2 separate regions of the Mus musculus genome follow, and region 1 is linked to region 2. A link is a loop called in an ENCODE intact Hi-C map of the cell type or tissue named here. Cell type or tissue: gastrocnemius. All regions are shown on one strand. Each heading gives the region's core, and the rest is flanking DNA. Links, peaks and the distances in the headings are about the cores only. Region 1 overlaps Npas2 (neuronal PAS domain protein 2). Region 2 holds the start of Npas2 (neuronal PAS domain protein 2).

What was found. Hi-C counts contacts between places; a loop is a spot of excess contacts. Peaks named below come from ENCODE experiments on the same cell type or tissue, not always from the same donor. Only the 100,000 strongest peaks of a DNase experiment are listed, where the experiment ranks them.
Region 1: a loop joins it to region 2, with 2.8 times the contacts of the local background. A loop is called at or near these places in 6 of 42 quality-filtered maps.

Annotation. Positions count from the first base shown.
Region 1 is chr1:39,276,403-39,285,209 of GRCm38, forward strand. The region is part of intron 2 of Npas2 (neuronal PAS domain protein 2); the gene reads left to right. It also overlaps the pseudogene Gm20428 and the pseudogene Gm17904. Among named protein-coding and RNA genes, the nearest start is that of Npas2, 87 kb to the left of the region's middle. In gastrocnemius, for the core only: no CTCF peak of the experiment used is centred there; DNase peaks (open chromatin) are centred at 4,151 and 5,248; H3K27ac peaks cover 565 bases.
Region 2 is chr1:39,187,827-39,196,633 of GRCm38, forward strand. It overlaps Npas2 (neuronal PAS domain protein 2), which reads left to right and starts at 6,446. Exons shown (of 21, transcript NM_008719.2): 1 at 6,446-6,916. In gastrocnemius, for the core only: CTCF peaks have their summits at 5,116 and 6,052; DNase peaks (open chromatin) are centred at 5,082, 5,512, 5,709 and 6,261; H3K4me3 peaks cover 3,498 bases; H3K27ac peaks cover 4,890 bases.

The DNA.
Region 1 (8,807 bases), core at 518-8,517, 89 kb after region 2:
ATCTCATGAATGTCAGAGAATAGCAACAGAGGGTGAAAGTCATCTGCCCACTGATTCTCTCTGGAGATGTCTTCATGTCATTGATAGCAGCAATGGGGAGATCCCAGTTGGCACCTGAGCCACAGAAGCATACTCATGAGATAGTCCCTGAAGCCCTTGCTCTAGATACAGTCCTCCTCCACTTGGCACCCCAGCACTCCAGCCATGGAGGTATGGTTGGCAGTGAAGTTGCTACCCAGACAGGTAACACCAGTGTCGATCCACCTGGCTAAGGCCTCCTCTGACACTTATCTCCATTGCTCTGAGCCTTGCATGTAGGTTGTGATGTCCACGAAGCAATTTGGGTTGTGCACCCCGTGGTCAGTTCTCCCTGGAATTTTGATCCATTGAGATTTTCTGAATGGTCTCCGTCTGGTGTAAAAGGAAGCTTCTTTGATGGGAGCTACACTTACCTGTGGATATAGGGGTAGATATTTAGAATGTAGATGGCTATTGCGAAGGTTTGTATATGCTTGGCCCAGGGAGTGGCACTATTAGGAGCTGTGGCCTTGTTGAAGTAGGTGGAACTCTCAGCTCCTCCTGCACCATGCCTATCTGGATGCTGCCATGTTCATACTTCGATGATAATGGACTGAACCTCTGAACCTGTAAGCCAGCCCTAATTAAATGTTGTCCTTATAAGAGTTGTCTTGGTCATGGTGCCTGTTCACAGCAGTAAAACCCTAAGAGAGCTAGGTATCCAGGGCCATCACAATCTCCCTCCTGTGTACTGTACAGTGGCATGCTGCATGTGAGTATTTATTATCTAAGATTACAGATGTTCATCACCTTACAGTGGGGTCACATTCTGTAAACTCTGCTAAGGTGGAAATCCCGGAAGTTGTAATGCCTGCAGCATGCCAGGCCAACAGAACATCTCAGCTTGGCCATGTAGGATGTTGTATTCCATCAGTCGCTTCTCGTGGCTGACAGAACTGTGGTTCACAGTTGTATCATAACCTAGGATCTTGCCACCCATCACTAGCTGGGAAAAGGTTGAAATCCAAAGCTCATAGTTTAGCTTCTAGTGAGTGTGTGTCGCCCTCACACCAGTGTAAGGGGAAAGCCACGTCAGGTTATCAGATGTTGGGGGTCATCTGTGTAGTTGTAGGGAGCAGAACAGAGCTTGCCAGATTGTAGGTGGGGGGGGTGGATGAGAGTTTGGGATCAAACCCTCCCATACTGACTATGTACCGAAGTATACAAAAAGGTCTCTTCTTAGATGTTACCTTTAAGATTGCAAGTTTAAAAGAATTCTAACAGCAGTGTTACCTTACTGTGGTGGTGCAAATAAAAATGGTCATCAGAGGCCCATTTATTTGGATGCTTAGTCACAAGGCAGTGGAACTCTTGAATGAGATTAGAAGGATTCAGAAGGGTGACCATGTTGGAGGAAGTGTGTCACTGGAGGTGGGCTTTGAGGTTTTTTAAAAAACAAACAAACAAACAAACAAACAAAACACTTACCTGTGTTGTTTAAGAGTTTCTCTCTTTCAGCACGTGGATCAGGACGTAGCTCTCAGCTATTGCTCTAGGATCACACCTGTCCCCATATTCCCCGCCATGATGATGATGGACTAAACTTCTGAAACTGTAAGCCAGCCCCAGTTAAACGCTTTCTTTTATAAGAGTTGCTGTGGCCATGGTGTCTCTTCGTGGCAATGGAACATTGACTAGGACACTTACCTAGACAGAGGAGACTGGACAGAGAGAGACTACTTCATCTAGAAACCCCTGAAACTCTCAGGTTTCAGACTGAGAGCCCCACGGCAGGTGTTAGGGTTGACACCAGAAAATAACAGAGACACTGGTGTGGTCTTTGCAGAGTGCCTCTGCAATCCTCCTCGCGTCATGCCGAATTTCTCCTGCCTTTTCCAGGTCTTCTCACCAGTTTCTACTCTAATACCCAGCACCTTGTCTCAGACTCATCCATACGTTCTGCCAAGATGGCTGGATCTCATTTTATGGCTTGGAGGATACCCAAAACTAGTTATACACATGGAAATAGCGGTACAAGGGACAGAGTCAGGTTTGGTCTGGATGGGATGAGGCCAGGCTGCTAAACTGTTACCTAAGCTCTCTGGTCCAGACATCCATCGAGCAAGCCCAAGTTGAAACCACAGATTCCTCCCTCCCTTTTGCAGAAATACTAGTATACCAGTCTGTAGTTCTTCTCATGCACTGAGCTTTATCTGGAATGTGGGCAGGTTCTTCTCTAAGGCCTTGGCCAGCAGTGTGGCACACCTCTGGCAGATGGGGCAGATTCTGGAACCCTGCCTCATATGACTTCATGCATTCTTCAAAGAAACCACGATGGGGAAACTCGGAGGCAGGAATACCGTAAGTCGCCATAAGGAAGCTGGAGCATGGCCTTCATGATGCCAGAGGCAGTGGTATCAGGCTCAGTGGAGATGGCTGGAGGTATGGGGCTCCAACCGGGCTAGATCACCATAGACTCTTCTTCCTTCGCCCTTCCTCTGTCTGTCAGGCGTCTGAAACTCCAGAGGTGGCTTTATCAACCAAACATCATCCATCACTGATTTTCTCCACCCAGTGGTTGTGGATATGTCATTAGACTTCACCTTCCATGGTCCCATACTCCCACCACCTCCGTGGCTCTGGCAAGGTCTGTATACCACTCTCTGGTCACACCCACCTCCACAGGTACCCTTTATGTTTCTGAACTCTTTTAAGCCTGCCTGGTCCTCTTCCCCTGAAGGCCCTTGGAGTTAAGGAGTAAAGACAGTGATGGTCTGCACTAAAGGAGTAGGCCAGGATACCGTCTTGACGGAAGGATTTTTAGGTTTGAGAGAGGGGTACCTCGGGTGGCTGGATCAGCCTGAAGGTACTGGCTCTGGGTTGGGGTATCCATGCAGAAGGCTTGGGAGCACAGCCAGGAGCCTTTGCTGGTTGTTGTGGGAGCTTGGATAGAATGGATTCTCCTCAGAACATTCTTAGTCACTGTCAGTAGAGGGGTGGCAGAATGCAGAGGTATCCACACAAGAGTTCTTTAGCGGGAGGTCTGGTGGTCATGTCAAAAGGGTATGAGCTTGGGAGTGGCTGCGCATGGCCTTCAGCACCTCCTGATGTTGGCAGATTTTCTCCAACAGCTGCTTCTGTTTCCTTCCCTGTTTGGGAGTCCTTTGGACTGTCTCCAAGGGGGGGTCCTCTCTTTCTGCTCAGAGGCCTCACCCTGGTCCTGCCTGGGATGGTGGTTCCTGGAGCAAACCCAGGTACCAGGGCAAACTTATCCATCAGAACTCAGCCAGAAGATGAGAGTCATCCACCCCAGACACAATCGCAATGAGCGGCGGTCAGGGTTTCCATAACCCTCTGGTATTTGCATTACAGCTCACCAGGTGGGTGCTGCTTCATTCCACTTAGCCAAGAAGTAGCCAGACTCATCCCAGAGCCTGATGACTTCATCCCATAATGCACCAGGTGCTACCCCATTGCCTGAAGCAGGTCACCAACTCTCCTTGGCATCAGCAAAAGCCTGCTTATGCTGTGTGTGACGCTCTGAGGCCAGATAAGGCACATCAGAGACCTCAACAACCTGCCATGTGCTATGCTGTTCTCCAGCTGTGAGCTCTCTTTCTTGTACATCTTGATGAAGTGACTACAGTTGGAGTAAATGTGCCTTCTAGGTCCTGATCTTCAATATGGACCCCTGAAACAAAATCAGTTCCTCTGGCTTTTAGGGGTTAATCACTTGGCCCCCTTGACTCTTCTCTTGATATTAGCTTTTCTGCACAGGGCAACAGCCACAACATCACCCTGGAGTTCTGTGTGAGGTCTCCCACTCATACAAACTTCTAATGCCTAGCTGGGTGCCTAGTGGCTTTTTCTTCATCAATCTGTGACAACATTTACATTGCTTTCTTCCATTCACATCTGTCTTGGTCTTGAGATGACCTAACAAGTACTTAAACAATGTAGACAAACGTAGTACTAGTCTAATGTAAAGACCACCCTGGTCTTTACATTATAACTGTGGGTGTGTCTGAGATCTGAAGACCTGTCTCAGGCCTGGCAATAGGCACGGGAGTGCTAGTCTGGCTTAGTGCCCTCTGTAAAGGTCTTGGCCATCTGGATATCTTTTGGATTGGAGGCTCCGTTCTGTGTTATCCATAAGCCTAAATTTAAAAATAATCAGCAGTGTTCTCTGGAACAGAAATCTCTTCGTCCTGTCAGCCAGCCCAGTGTTGCTGCCACACCGCTTGTGGCCCTGGAAGCCCTAGATTCTCGGGCTGTGGAATCAAAAGCTAATCGCTGCTATTTTCAGGAAGCCTCATGACTTCTTCCTCAGTGTATGAGACTGAATGTTTAAAGATGAACTTTGCCTCGGCGGCTAACGCCTCTGACGGGTTCCTGTGTCCGAACATTCCAGGTAGGCAATGGGACTGACTTCATCAATACCTTCTTCTTCATGGCTAATCTGAAATGGGGAGAAGCTGGGCATGGTGTTTCCCTTCTTGGTGAAGATGGTAAAAATCCTTCCCAGTATGCATTGAACCTGAATTTAAAGCCATTCCTGTACTGCCCAAGCTGGGTAGACTCAGGTGTACATTTGCCTGGATTCCCAAACACGGGCAACAACCAGGACATACTCAACTCTCCCATAAATATAAATCTGCCTTGGAGTCACATGTGAAACCTTGTTTACCTTTTCGCCTCTTCCTCATTGCGCGACAGGGTGATGATATTTCCTGTTTCGAAGTGCTACAGTCTGGGGAGCCCTTTTCTCTTTCATCTCAGAAGCTTAAGAGGACTCTTGCCTTGTTACCACAAAATGCCTGGCAGTAGAGTCTTTAAGAAAAGGGTCCTTTTGCTTATGCTCCCCGAAGTCTGAGGGCATGATGGTAACATTGGCTTCCAGTAAGGACTTTATGGTAGGGTGAGTGAGTGAGTTCACATGAAAGAGAAGGGGGAGGGGCGGGAAAGCAGAGGGGAGAGAGAGACAGAGAGATATGATGATGAGAGAGCAAGACATGAAACAAGAGTAAATTAAGAAAACAAACTTGCTTCCTAACAACCTACTTAGTCTTAATCTTTTCCCAGGGTGAAAAACTAATAGTCTCTTATTAGTCCCCACCTCCTCAGAGTGCCACCACCTCTCCAAACTATCATATCAAGGCTCTTGTTATTAAGTGTTCTCAATCCGGAGCTCAGGACGAGCGAAGCGTTCGTTGCCTTGGTTCCTCTGGCTCGTTGCCAAGGCAGGACCCAGCAGTTCTGAAGGGACCTTGAGCCTCTGACTGGAAACAGACCCCTTGCTATTTGTGTCTCCATTTCCATGTCTAAGGAGCCACAGTGTGACTGGCCACTGACTTTCAGGGCAGGGAAAGACCATCCTAACTGTTTGAAGGAGATCAGGGAAATGCTAGCTGAACACCAACACCAATCATATTGACCGCAGCAACGGAAAGGCTACTCCTTGAGGCCCTGGGGCTGGCGTCCGACTCTGTTCTCCATTTTCTATGCTGTCCTGTCTCTAAGGGGAAAAGACTTGTGAGACGCTGTTTTCTGTAGAGTGTGGGTTTCATTCCTGTGGTATGAATGAAAACTAAGCCATCAGCATTAGTCACACTTGACTCTGGGCTCCCAGAATACTGGGTATGTGGCTTCTTAGAAGATGATGCCACGTGACTTGGGGAAGCTACAGCAAGGGGCAGGAGTGATGTCTAAGCCAGCCTGCATTGCAGCTGTCCCACTGTGTAATGGTGATAAGTCACATGGTCTCTTTCAGTGCTTTGGCTTCTTCACCTGGAAAACATATAAGAATGGTACCTACCTCATAGGACCATTGAAAGGATGAGAAAAGCAACATGGCCGGGTGCCACTTACTGACAGAAACAGACTCCCAGAAATGAATTATATGGTGATTTCTGTCTCTGCAAGCATCATAGACTATACCATACAAACTCAGATGACATGTCCTACTGCACACCCAGGCTAGTGTTGGAGGGGGGGGGGCTGCCTGTCTGTGTATCTGTGTGTATGTGTGTATGTGTGTGTGTAGTATATTTCTGTGTGTGTCTGTGTGTATGAATGTGTTTGTGCATGTATCTGTGCATGTGTGTGTGTGTGTGTGTGTGTGTGTGTGTGTGTGTGATATTCTACTACCCTTGGGACTACAATAAACAAAAAATATGAGGTGGAATCAAGCACAGGAGAAAATGATGTCATCAAGAAACTCCACAGAGTGTGAAGCTGTTGCTACTGACGTAACATGTGCACTGTTGTCTGTCAGCACACTCAGTAGTGGGGGTGTGAGCCTCCATGATCATTTACAATGTAGTGAGTACACAAGCCGATGACATCGCCAATTATGGTTTTCACCAGTATTAGTTCCTACACATGGTTATATGTGCTGTGCTTGTAGATGATTGAGTGCTCAGTAGGTGTGTTAACACCAGTGCACAGTAGGTGTGTCAACAACCAGTGTTGTCATACTCACACGAGTAATGCATTGAACTGTGATGTAAGATCAAAGCAACCATGATTTTCCTACTCTGTTAAGCTCTTACGTGCCCACGTTGAGTGTGTCTATTGTTCATGGAAACATTATGCAGCATGCAGCTGTATGTAAGGAACTACATAGAACCTCCTAGTCAGTATCCTGCAGATGAGGCCTAGGCAACCTTACTCAAACTCCCCAAGATGTCCGATGGACATTTTACAAAAGGTATCCTGGGAGCTGCATTCAAAAATCAAAGACTGCGGTTCCTAAGGATGTGTGTTAACACAGAGACCTGTGCTGTGTCCTCCTATCTGCTGTCTCCTCTCTGTCTGTCTCTCTCTCACACACACACTCTCTTTCTCTGGATCCCTCTACCCATCCCACCCCCAGTAAGATGACACAATTGTTTATAAAGGCAGAATTGAATAAACGCCCTCCTAAAGAAGACACATGAATGACATAAAGCATACAGAAAGATGTTCAGTGTCACCAGAAAAAGGCAAACACAAGCCACAATCAAATCATCCAACAGTGGTAGAAACTTGACACTCCCAAGTATTGGCAAAGATGGGGGCAAGCGGGAATCTCATCTGTTCCCGATAGAGATGGGAAACAGCTGGAGCCAACTTCACGTGGCAATATTGTGGTGTCTCGGTTAACGCATGTCTACCAAGTGACTCAGCAGCTCTGTGCTTCTGCATTGGCCCAAGAGAGTGAATCTTAAAGTCTTGTATGTTTCTGCTACATTGGGGTGTGGGGCTAGGGGACGTGTGTGTGTGTGTGTGTGTGTGTGTGTGTGTGTGTGTGTGTGTGTGTGTGTCTGTGTGTGTGTGTGTTTGCTTGTCCACCCGTCTGCCTGCCTGCCTGCCTGCCTGCCTGCCTGCCTGTCTGGGATTATTTTGTTTTGGTGTTTTGCTATGAAACCCAGGCTGGCCTGAAACTTATCCATCTGAGTGTCCCGAGTACTGGCATTACAGATGCACACTGCTATGCCCAGACAGTGTTCTTTGATTATTATTTTATTATTATTATTGTGTGATGATTTTTATATGCTTGGCCTAGGGAGCAGCACTATTAGATGTGGCCCTGTTGGAGTAGGTGTGGCCTTGTTGGAGTAGGTATGTCATTGTAGGTGTGACCTTTAAGACCCTCGTCCTAGCAGCCTGGAAGTGAGTGTTCCACTAGCATCCTTCAGATGAAGATGTAAAACTCTCAGCTCCTCCTGCACCATGCCTGCCTGGATGCTACCATGTTCATACCTTGATGATAATGGACTGAACCTCTGAAACTGTAAGCCAGCCCCAATTAAATGTTGTCCTTATAAGAGTTTCCTTGGCCATGGTGTCTGCTCACAGCAGTAAAACGCTAAGACGGATTGCATGTATTATTACAGCATACTATGTGAGTATGTACATGCATGAGGCCAGAGGACAGCTTGTGGGAGTCAGCTCTTCCACTCCATCATATGGGTCTTGGGAATCAACCTCGGCTTACCAGGCTTGGCAGCAAGGTCTTTACTCACTGAGCCACCTCCCTACTCCCAGTTCATAATTCACCCAAACTGGAGATATCCGAAAGGTGATATGGCTATACAATGGAATACCTGTGAGCTGAAGGTAGAACTGTCAATCTGCACGCCGATGTGGTGAAGTCTCAAAAGCTGTTGCAAATGAAGGTCCAAGACTTTTAGAATTCCATTTATGGGAAATTCAAGAAAATGCCAAACTGAGTGGCTGCGCTTGGGAGAAAACAAAAACAAGAGGCTTGGAAAAATCCCCTAAGACGAAGCTGCTGTCTCTCTTGTGTTGGTTTCAGTCAACAATTATAAAAAGTCACCAAACAGCGTACTTTAAATGCATATATTTCATGGCATGCAAATGTGATGCCTTTCAAAATTCCAGAGGCCAAGTGTCCCGGTGTCATCCGACCTGTTGTTCCAGATTCTTAGCATGAGCGGTGCTCATTACTGGAAACAAGGTCATCCCAGGCTCTTGGCTTTCTCTCGCCTCAGAGCTGCAGATCCAGCTGACATTGACCGATTTCCAGGGTGCACCACAGTGCATCCCAGGCGGAGGCCAACGGAAACAAGCTTGTGTTCCTGTCACTAATGATAAGAGCCTCTATCGGATCCTTCGCCAGGCCACGCTCATCGTCATTACACCCATTGAAGACAAGAGCGGAGCAATGACGAGCCGAGTGTTATCGGCTCGCAAATCATTTATAACAGCAAACTAGGACAAGAGCAGGGCTTTTTTTGGCTGAGGAGGTTGTGTGTCACTCTTTAAAATCTAGGCTAAAAAATGAT
Region 2 (8,807 bases), core at 495-8,494:
TAAGGCCACTCACTCCGACTGTATGTCATCTGACACACCCTCTGGCCCCCCAGAGTCATCTTCACACATGTAGCATATACATACAAAGATATACATGCACACACGTGTAAATAAAAATTAAAAGACAAGCCTAAAGCAAACAAATGTGTTGAAGAATCAAATAGCCAACACATACCAAGGAGAGAGCAGAAGAGATGTTTGTGGTAACATGGCGGCATTTGGTCACTCTGCCTCAGCTAGCAAGTCTTCACACAGAAGGAAAGATGAGCATCTCTGTACACCATCTGACAGGTGTGTGTGTTGGGTTGGGTGGGAGGAGCTTAAACACGCACACACACACACACACACGTCATCCGAGTCAAGGCGCAGCTTTGCTCTGTTGCTGTCCTCTGCTGAGGGGCCTGAGCATCTTGAAGTCAGAGACCCTATCTGGGTCCTGGAAACCACAAATTACTTTTTTATAGGGCCCACCTAAAGATGAGTCGAGGTAATGTGAGTACCTGACATGTAATCTTAGTTACATGTCACCCTTCATTACTGCAAACATTATTTCCTGAGACTTCATCTAAAACACCGTCTTATCTAGACAATAGAACATCATTTAGTGCTAAAAAGAAGGGGGCTACTGAGCCTTGAAAAAATGCAGATGAGTCTTAACTTAAATGCAAGTGAGTAGATGGCAGAGCCAGACTGAAAACACTTGCATTGCACACTGCATTGTAGTGGCTACATGGAATTCTGGGAAAGGCCAATCCACAGAAGCAATGAAAAAAGCCTAGTGCATAGGGATGGGTGGACAGGGTTGAGGCTTGTGTTTTGTTTTGTTGTTTTGTTTTGTTTTGTTTTGTTTGCCTGTTTTTAGAACAGTGGCACAATTCCCTTTGATACTGTGATACAAGGATTATACATTTAGGCACATCAACAGGGAACAGTGGTGCCAAATGACTGTGAAGGCAAATGATTACAGCACCTCCAGAGGGTTCACCAGGTGTAAGAAACATGGGGTACCACCTGCAGAGGGGGCTCAGCTGTTGAGAGCCACCACTGCCCTTGCAGAAGATCCTACTGTAATTGCCTGCACCCACCCACTTCAGGTGGCTCGCAACTGCCTGTAAGTCCAGCTTCAGGGGTCTTAATGTCCCCCTTCTGGGCCCTGAGAGCACTGCAGTCACATGTACCTACTCACACAAACACACACACACACACACATTTACATGTAATTTTGAGATAATAAAAATAAAAATTTGCTGATAATAAGTAGCTAAACATGAGGGCCTAGTGGGAAATCGTGATACAACAGAGTGGGGGAGGAGATGCTGATTTTCTTATTTGTGTGTGTGTGCGTGTGTGAATTTACAACTGCTCTTACACGTCTGCAACTTAAAACTCAGGCTCAGACTTTATTATCAGAGAAAACATACACAAAGTGTCTTCTTCCTCAAAGGAGCCCAGGGTAAAGAAGCATCGCTCTCTGTGGGAAGCCACATGTGCCATTGCAGAGTGGCGCTGACTACTGCTGGCCACCACACATAAGTTTGGACAAACAACCAATGTGTACATATGCAGTAAAGTTTTTTGCAAAGACACTGCCTGGCCCAGGCATGATAATGAGGCTTTGAGAGTATAACCAATCAGATGTGAGACATGCAAATGAGGTATGATAATGAGGCTTTGTGAGGTACAGAGAGAGAGAGAGAGAGAGAGAGAGAGAGAGAGAGAGAGAAAGAGAGAGAGAGAGTAGCCAATCAGATGAGGAACATGCAAATGAGGCTTAGTGCATAACCAATCCGGGTGTGAGACACGCCTCTCCTAGGCCTATATAAGCAGCACCAGTTCTGGGCTTGGGGTCTCTTCGCCTCTGCAATCAAGCTCTCCCAATAAACGTGTGCAGAAGGATCCTGTTGCAGCGTCGTTCTTGCTGGTTTAGTCCTGAGCGTGCAAGAGCTCTCCAGGGCCCATCTTTCTTACAGTGTCAGCCAGCCTCTTTCAGATCTGTGTTCGCACGAGTGGGAATGGAGGCCAGCATGCACGTGCACCATTCCTTCTGGTCTGTTAGCTCTGCCACCGTCAGACTCCTCCAGCTCCATCTTCCTCTCTGGGTTCTGACCGCCCCTGCTGGCTCCCTCTGTTCTACAGTTGATCTAACAGGGTAGGAACATCCAGTGAAGTCTAAACTACACCAGGCTTGGCTGTGAGCCTCTGTGTGTGTGTCCTGCTGACTCCAAGGCCCCGGGGGGTGGGGGGGGACTTCTAGTGCAGCCTGCCTTTTGTTCCTCTATGGCACTGTTGTAGGACAGGGTGCCTAACCCTCACCTTGTTCATTTCAGCATGGGGTGGGTGTGTCCAATTACTTCCTTCGTGGCTGTTCATGAGTTCTGGCCTCTGCATCCATTACTCCTAGGTTCTAGGGCTTCTTCCTCCTCCTTCCCAAATGATCCTCTTCTGGCAGGGTTTGCCTCAGACGCTTTACCAGCAAAATGCTACCTATTCTATGTAACAAGGCATGGCATGATACTTGATTTTTCTCTTAGGTAGAAAGAAATTGATGTTCTGAGGTAATTGTCCACGACAGGCTTCTAGCTATTACATATACAAGGGCCTTTCCACCTGTGACTAGCTAGAAAAATGTGTTATTCTTCCAGAAGCAACTCTTTGTTCTCATTGTCTATCCTAAAACTGTGCTACGGTTACAGAAAGTGCATCCCAGCATGGTTCCCAAGCCCTAGGTAGTACCATAAGTACTGCAGTAGTCCAAACAGTCTCTCCCAAATGTCTCTAAAAGCAGATACCAATAACCACCCAGCCACCCAATACCTATGTGAGAAGTTAATTATATCAGTATTTCTAACTGAGATATGCTACAGATTTGACATGCAATTAGATCCAATGGATTAGTTGGATGATTTTTTATATATTTTGAAATATTGGTAATTAATGAAAATTTTCATCCTCCATTTCATGCCTTTTGATTTCTTGGAAAAAATATCGAGGGTTGCTTGGAAATCACTGAAAGACTTGATCAACAAAAGCAAACTCCTTTAAAGGATAAATGACTGGGGCCACGTGAGAATTTCCACCCCCACAATGCAGGTTTGAAGTGCTGCATCTGATCCGTGCCACACATTTTAAGTAATGTGTCCATCATGATGAACTATCGTGAGTTTGCTATCTCGTGGGTGCTCTGCCACCTTGTCCACAATGGCCATTCTGAGTTCCTCCTTTGAACTCCTGTCATCCACCCTATGTAGCTCATGTCTATCTCTGTCTCTCAGATTGTAAACCTCCTGTGTACACAAACCCCTCTCAGTGTTCCACACAGGGCTCTGGAAGGAAGTGTACAGTCAAACGCACGGAGAGAGCAGGAGGCCCTCCTTTGCAATCGGAGGGAGAACACGTTTGTTTGGGGACTACAGTCTCCACTTGACTCAAAGTCCCTCCTGGGTGAGAAGAAACACTCGAGAAGGGGTGAGGCTTGGGATAAGTATGACCACCACATTCACACAGTCTCCATAACAAACAGGAAGAAAGCAGGAAGGCTCCTCACAACCAATAAGAACAGGACAGCTCAAGCACTTGTTACACTGCAGACTTGTGTAATTAGGCCATGTCAAGTTTCTTAAAAGAGATCCCAATGGGTTTTCAAGCTGCCAGAGGGAGTTGGAATCTCTTTCAAAGAAAATTTTAAAACAAGAAAGAAAAAAGAAAGAAAAGGAAGGAAGAGAGAGAGAGAGAGTTCTAAATTCTATATTAAATCTGGTTAGAAACACAATTTCATCTTTATTGGATATTAGTCATAGCCACTGTTTAAAGGCACAGTAAAAGGCTGCTTGCTTAAAGGAAAAGGACAGAAGAACAGAGAGAAAAGTAAAGGAAAATAAAATACTTCCCTCCTCTAGCTGGAAAGGGGAACTCCAAACTAACAAGGGGTCAGTCAACTTTCTCTTTCCTCAAAAGCCTTTGAGTCAGAAACAAGCCTGAGGACGGCAGGGTTTGTAGGATGCTCGGAGTTCTGTGCACGTGCTTATTTTCTCAGAAGGAGAATTAGACAAAAATAATACAAATGGGAAATAAAGAGAATGACCTACTTTACTGGGGAGGGGAGGACCTCTGTGTGAGTGTTTTCATCTAATTGACTGGGTAGGGTTGCATGTCCAAATAAGGCCCCTCTGGTGCAGGTCCAGTTTGCACTGGAGAGGAGAAATCCAGGCCCCAGAACACCATGAGCCAGGACTAAGGCTAGCTCTTGGAACTGAAGCCTCAGAAGCTCCGGAGACCCCTTCTGGACACACACACACACACACACACACACACACACACACACACACACACGCACACGGGGAGGGGAGAGGGGGAGAGGGAAAGGGAGGAGAGGGAAAGGGAGGGGAAGGGAGAGGAAGAGGGAGAGGGGGAGGAAGAGGAAGAGGGAGGAGAGGGAGAGGGAGGGGGAGAGGAAGGGGGAGAAAGAGGGAGGGGGAGGGTGATAGGTAGCCAGGAGCCAATGGGGGCGTTTTCCTTGTCCAGGCCACTTGCTGGAATGTGAGATGTAGAATGACCCAAAGAGAGCTGCCAAGACAGAGCTCTGCCCCAGGAATTGAACTCAAAGGGTGTCAGAAAGCAGGTGGCCTTTGTGCACCTGGCGCGGGGACGTGGCTCCCCTCTTCCGGCTGGTCTAGCCAGGTGCCTGCCTGCCTGCCTGCCGTGATCTCTGGACGCCAGTAGAGGGTTGTTGTGGGTTTGGGTGAAACACGCCACCCCTGAGCTCTTCCGCGGGGCTAGCAATCTCCCCATCACCCCATTCGCGCTCAGAACCCCCTCAGCGAGTCTAACAGCAGGCCTGGTTCCCCGTACCCCGTCTGCACATCTGTCTTGGCTAGGGGTTTGCAGAAGCTTGGGAAAAGGGCTCCCTGTGTTCTTGCGCGCGCCGCTCTCTACAGCTTCTCTTTTTCTTGGATTCTCGCCTGTCTCCTCCCACAGGAAAAAAAAAAAAGGTCACGTATGTTTGGAAAAATATGTAGGTCAGTGGAACATTTCCTGCACTGGTGCAAAAGGAGAGAGGGCAGTGGGGGCGGGGAGGGAGAGGCCCGGCGCTGCTCCTAGGGCGCCTCCTGGCCGCAGCCCCCGACCTGTGGCCCTGGGGTTACAAGGGGACATTTAGCGGGTTCTTGCCGATCCTTGACCCATTTTCCTGACCAGTTAAGCTCGCCCTGGAGGAGGCACCGAGCGTTCCTCCCTAGCAACCGCTGCTATATTCCACGAACAGCGTTCACTCTCACATCCCAGGACCCTTCTTCTCACCTGGTGTTCCCTCACCCACCCACGTCCCCAGTAACCTGAGTCACGGAAGCGCAGAGGCCTGCCCTTAGAGGTCGGCGTGGGCGAGGGGGACAAGACAATCACATTCTAGCAAACACCCCCACCCCGTGACAGCACAGTGGCAGTGGGCACTGAGATGATTCCCATTTACCCGGGGCACGGATTCTTTGCTACCCCCCTAGTGACAACTTTAGCAGGACCCTGGCCGGCAGCTCCTCAAATGTCAAGCTCGCCTCCCCTCTTCCAGGTTCCGCACTAAGCACAGTCTCCCCCTTCCACCGCGCCCAGTCCGGACCAGACTGGCCGGACCCCCACGTCGATACCCCCACACCCCCCTCCCCAAGCAGCCCCGCAGGACTCGCAGAGGCCCTGGGGGCGCACCGGTGTCTGCCCCGCCGAGAGTCGCCGGGGGGTCGCAGGGTCCGCGTCCCTGCGGCACGCGCTGAGTGCGCGGCTCACACTGGGTTTGGACCGTAGGGGGGTGGGGGGAGCGGGTAGCCGCCGGAGCCTGGAGGCTTAAGAGGAAGAGGAGGAGGAGGAGGAGGAAGGGGAGCGGGAGGAGGAGGAGAAAGAGAAGAGGGAGGAGGAGGAGGCGGCAGCGGGGCGGGGAGGTGGCGGCGGTCCCCAGCTCTACGCGCCCAAGAGTTTGCGGCGCGAGCGGCGGGCTTTTCCGCAGGACCCGAGGGACCCGCGCAGCGGCCGCGGAGCCCCGAGACCCCGGCGGCAGCGGCGAGAGCAGCGCCTCCCGCCGCCGCCCGGGAGAAGCTCCCCGAGCCCGCCTGCCGCCCCGGCTCCCCGCGGCGGCGGGAGGCGCGTCTCCCCGGCCCAGTCGGTGCCCGGCCTGGCGGGGCCGCCCCGGCCCGCTCGGAGGTAAGAGGCCACCGCGCTTGGGGACGCACGATCTCGGGTGGGAATACGTGCGCGTGGCTCGCGGCTCTGGTCACCTGCTCGCTAGCGCTGGGGACGCGCGGGGCAGGGAGGGACGCTCGGGCGCGACACCGCGCGAGGCTGCGCAGCGCAGGCACCCGGGGGTTGGGGCGCGGGGAGGTGAGTCCTGCGCACTCCGGGTCCTGCCGCCCTGGGCTTCGGGTCCTGCCAACCGCTGCAGCCAGACAGACGGTGGGCTCCCGGAGCTGCTCGCCAAGAGAGAGGACTAGGCACCCCAAACATCGGGATTCGGGGGTCCTCCGAGGGTGCTAGAGGGGTACTGCGTGCCCGGACAGAAGCTTTCAAGATTGCCCGCTGCCCTTCCAGAGCCCCACCGCAGGCATCCCGAAGCGTAGGGAGCCCGGGACGCCTGGAGAGTGTGGTTGCCTGGCCGGGCCCTTGTGTCACTACGTTCCTGGGTCTGACTTGGCTTAGGGCTGGACTGAAAGCCCAGTCTTTGTGCTTAGACAGCTCTGCGCTCCTGGGACTCCCCGGGTTGGATGCTACAACATTGTTTTAGTGGGAGGTGTGCCCCCTCCCCAAGTAGAGGAGGGGTGCGACCTTGACTTTTCTAAAAAGCCACTTAGGGTGGGAAGCAGGGGGCAGGGACAGGTACCAAGAGGCTCAATTCAAAGCCAGCCTCCCCCCTCTGCCCGCCTCTCCTTAACTGCTTAAGGTAAGAAAGTTTGTTTTCGGCTCTGTGGTTCATAAATAATTAGTAACCAGTTTTGTTGACAAGGCAAGATGGAAACCTTAAGCATACACGCGCATTTCCACCGACTCTAGAATCTCCTAAGGTTAAATCCGGGAGTCTTTAGTTCGTAAAGTTGTAGGCTGTAGCGTTCAACAGGTGTTGCAAGGGTCCTAGAGGCCCCAGCTTAGGGTTTTTTTTTCTCTATCCATTGCGTTAGGATCCGCCCCTAGTTCGCGGTTAGCTTGCTTCTTTACAGGTGAATATTGAGTCGTTATTAACTGCGTCGGCGGAGACAGCTAGTCTGTCTCAATCACTAGAACTCTATTATCCTTAATAGGGTTTTCTTTTATAGGAGGGATTTCCCATTTGGACTTTCCAGGTAGTTAGTCCTGAAGCAGTTCCTGGCAGGACTCAGCTCTGTCAACACCTTCCTGTCTCTCTCTTCACAGAGAAGTCCCCATCCAGCGAACTGGCCAACTAATTATGGCTTGCATGAAAAACGGCCAGCCCTGGAAGGCACCCTTCAGACTCAAGAGCAAATACTGGCTTGATCTTCCTTCCTGCTGCTAAAATTTCTCTGAAGGAAAACGTTGCCAGAAATAACCTCCAATCTCTTTTTAAATAGCCCCTAAATAAATATAATCCTGTTTTTAAAAGAGATATTGCGATCTGGGCCACTATTTTACAAAGCAAATTTTTCGTTACTGACAGATATGAACCAGTTGAGGTACTGGTGTTTCCCAGCAGTCTACTCTTTTGCCATTTCCCCTCAGAAACCCGTACCTCTATTTATTTGGAGGTCATCCCGCTGTGCAGATGTGGAAAAGGTTTTTATTCCAACTACTCCCTAGAGTTACATCTTGAGGGGTAGGAGAGGATATACTCTAGAGAAAGCACATTATTAATAAAATGTTACAACACACGCCCAAGGGTTAAACATGCCTGGAGAATGGAGTGAGACAATTGCAATGAGTGTGTTGAGAGGAAAATTTCCTGGTATGATAGATGTTCACATGGTAGCTGAAGAGATGACCTTTATATAGAAAACAATTGGTGTTTTTTTTTTTTTAACTTACCTAGTTGTTTGTAACAATTTGGTCTCTGCTTTATGTTTCTGGCTGCTTTGTAATAAAAATGTAAAAAACAATGAAATCAGTAAAAACAAATCACAATTTAAATCCATCTTTTGGGAGCGTCTGTCTTAGATCTTGATAACCTATATTAGTAGCTACTTCTCAAGTGCCAATGTCTTCAGGCTAAATTAATACGTAGGTTTCTCTCATACATTCTGGGTATATGATCTATGTGTGTGTGTGTGTGTGTGTGTGTGTGTGTGTCCAGAATTTTCCTTATAGTAAATCCTCAGAAGCCAAAGGGCTAAATCTTCATGCATTTTTAAAACAAGAACACGTGTGCTTTGTCCTGGATGCCAAGAGCCACTGTGAACTTTCCACAGGCTGTTCTGGTTGATCCCACACACACTGCAACGTCTCCCCCAGCAGAGGTCAAATTGTGAAGGGTTTGAAAATAGCCTAGTGAGTCAGTCCTCTTGGCTGCTTTACTCTAACAGTTTAATTGGCTTCATCATAGCAAGTGTCTAATGGAGCTTCACATTTACGTAGTGAAAATGGTACTTGAAGCCGCATTGGCTCACAGGGATGTTTCATTAGCATATCCCTCCCCCGCCCCGCCCCCATGCTGTTTGTAGCAAAGACAAGTTGAGGACTGTCACATCCCAATCTTTTCCTCTCATCACCATGAGGCCATGTTCACAGTAGATGCTCAATAAATAGGTTTGGGAAACAACTGGATTGTCGGTAATCACTATCCAAGGTTAGGTTTCTGAGTGCTAATATGGTACTTAACTATGAGT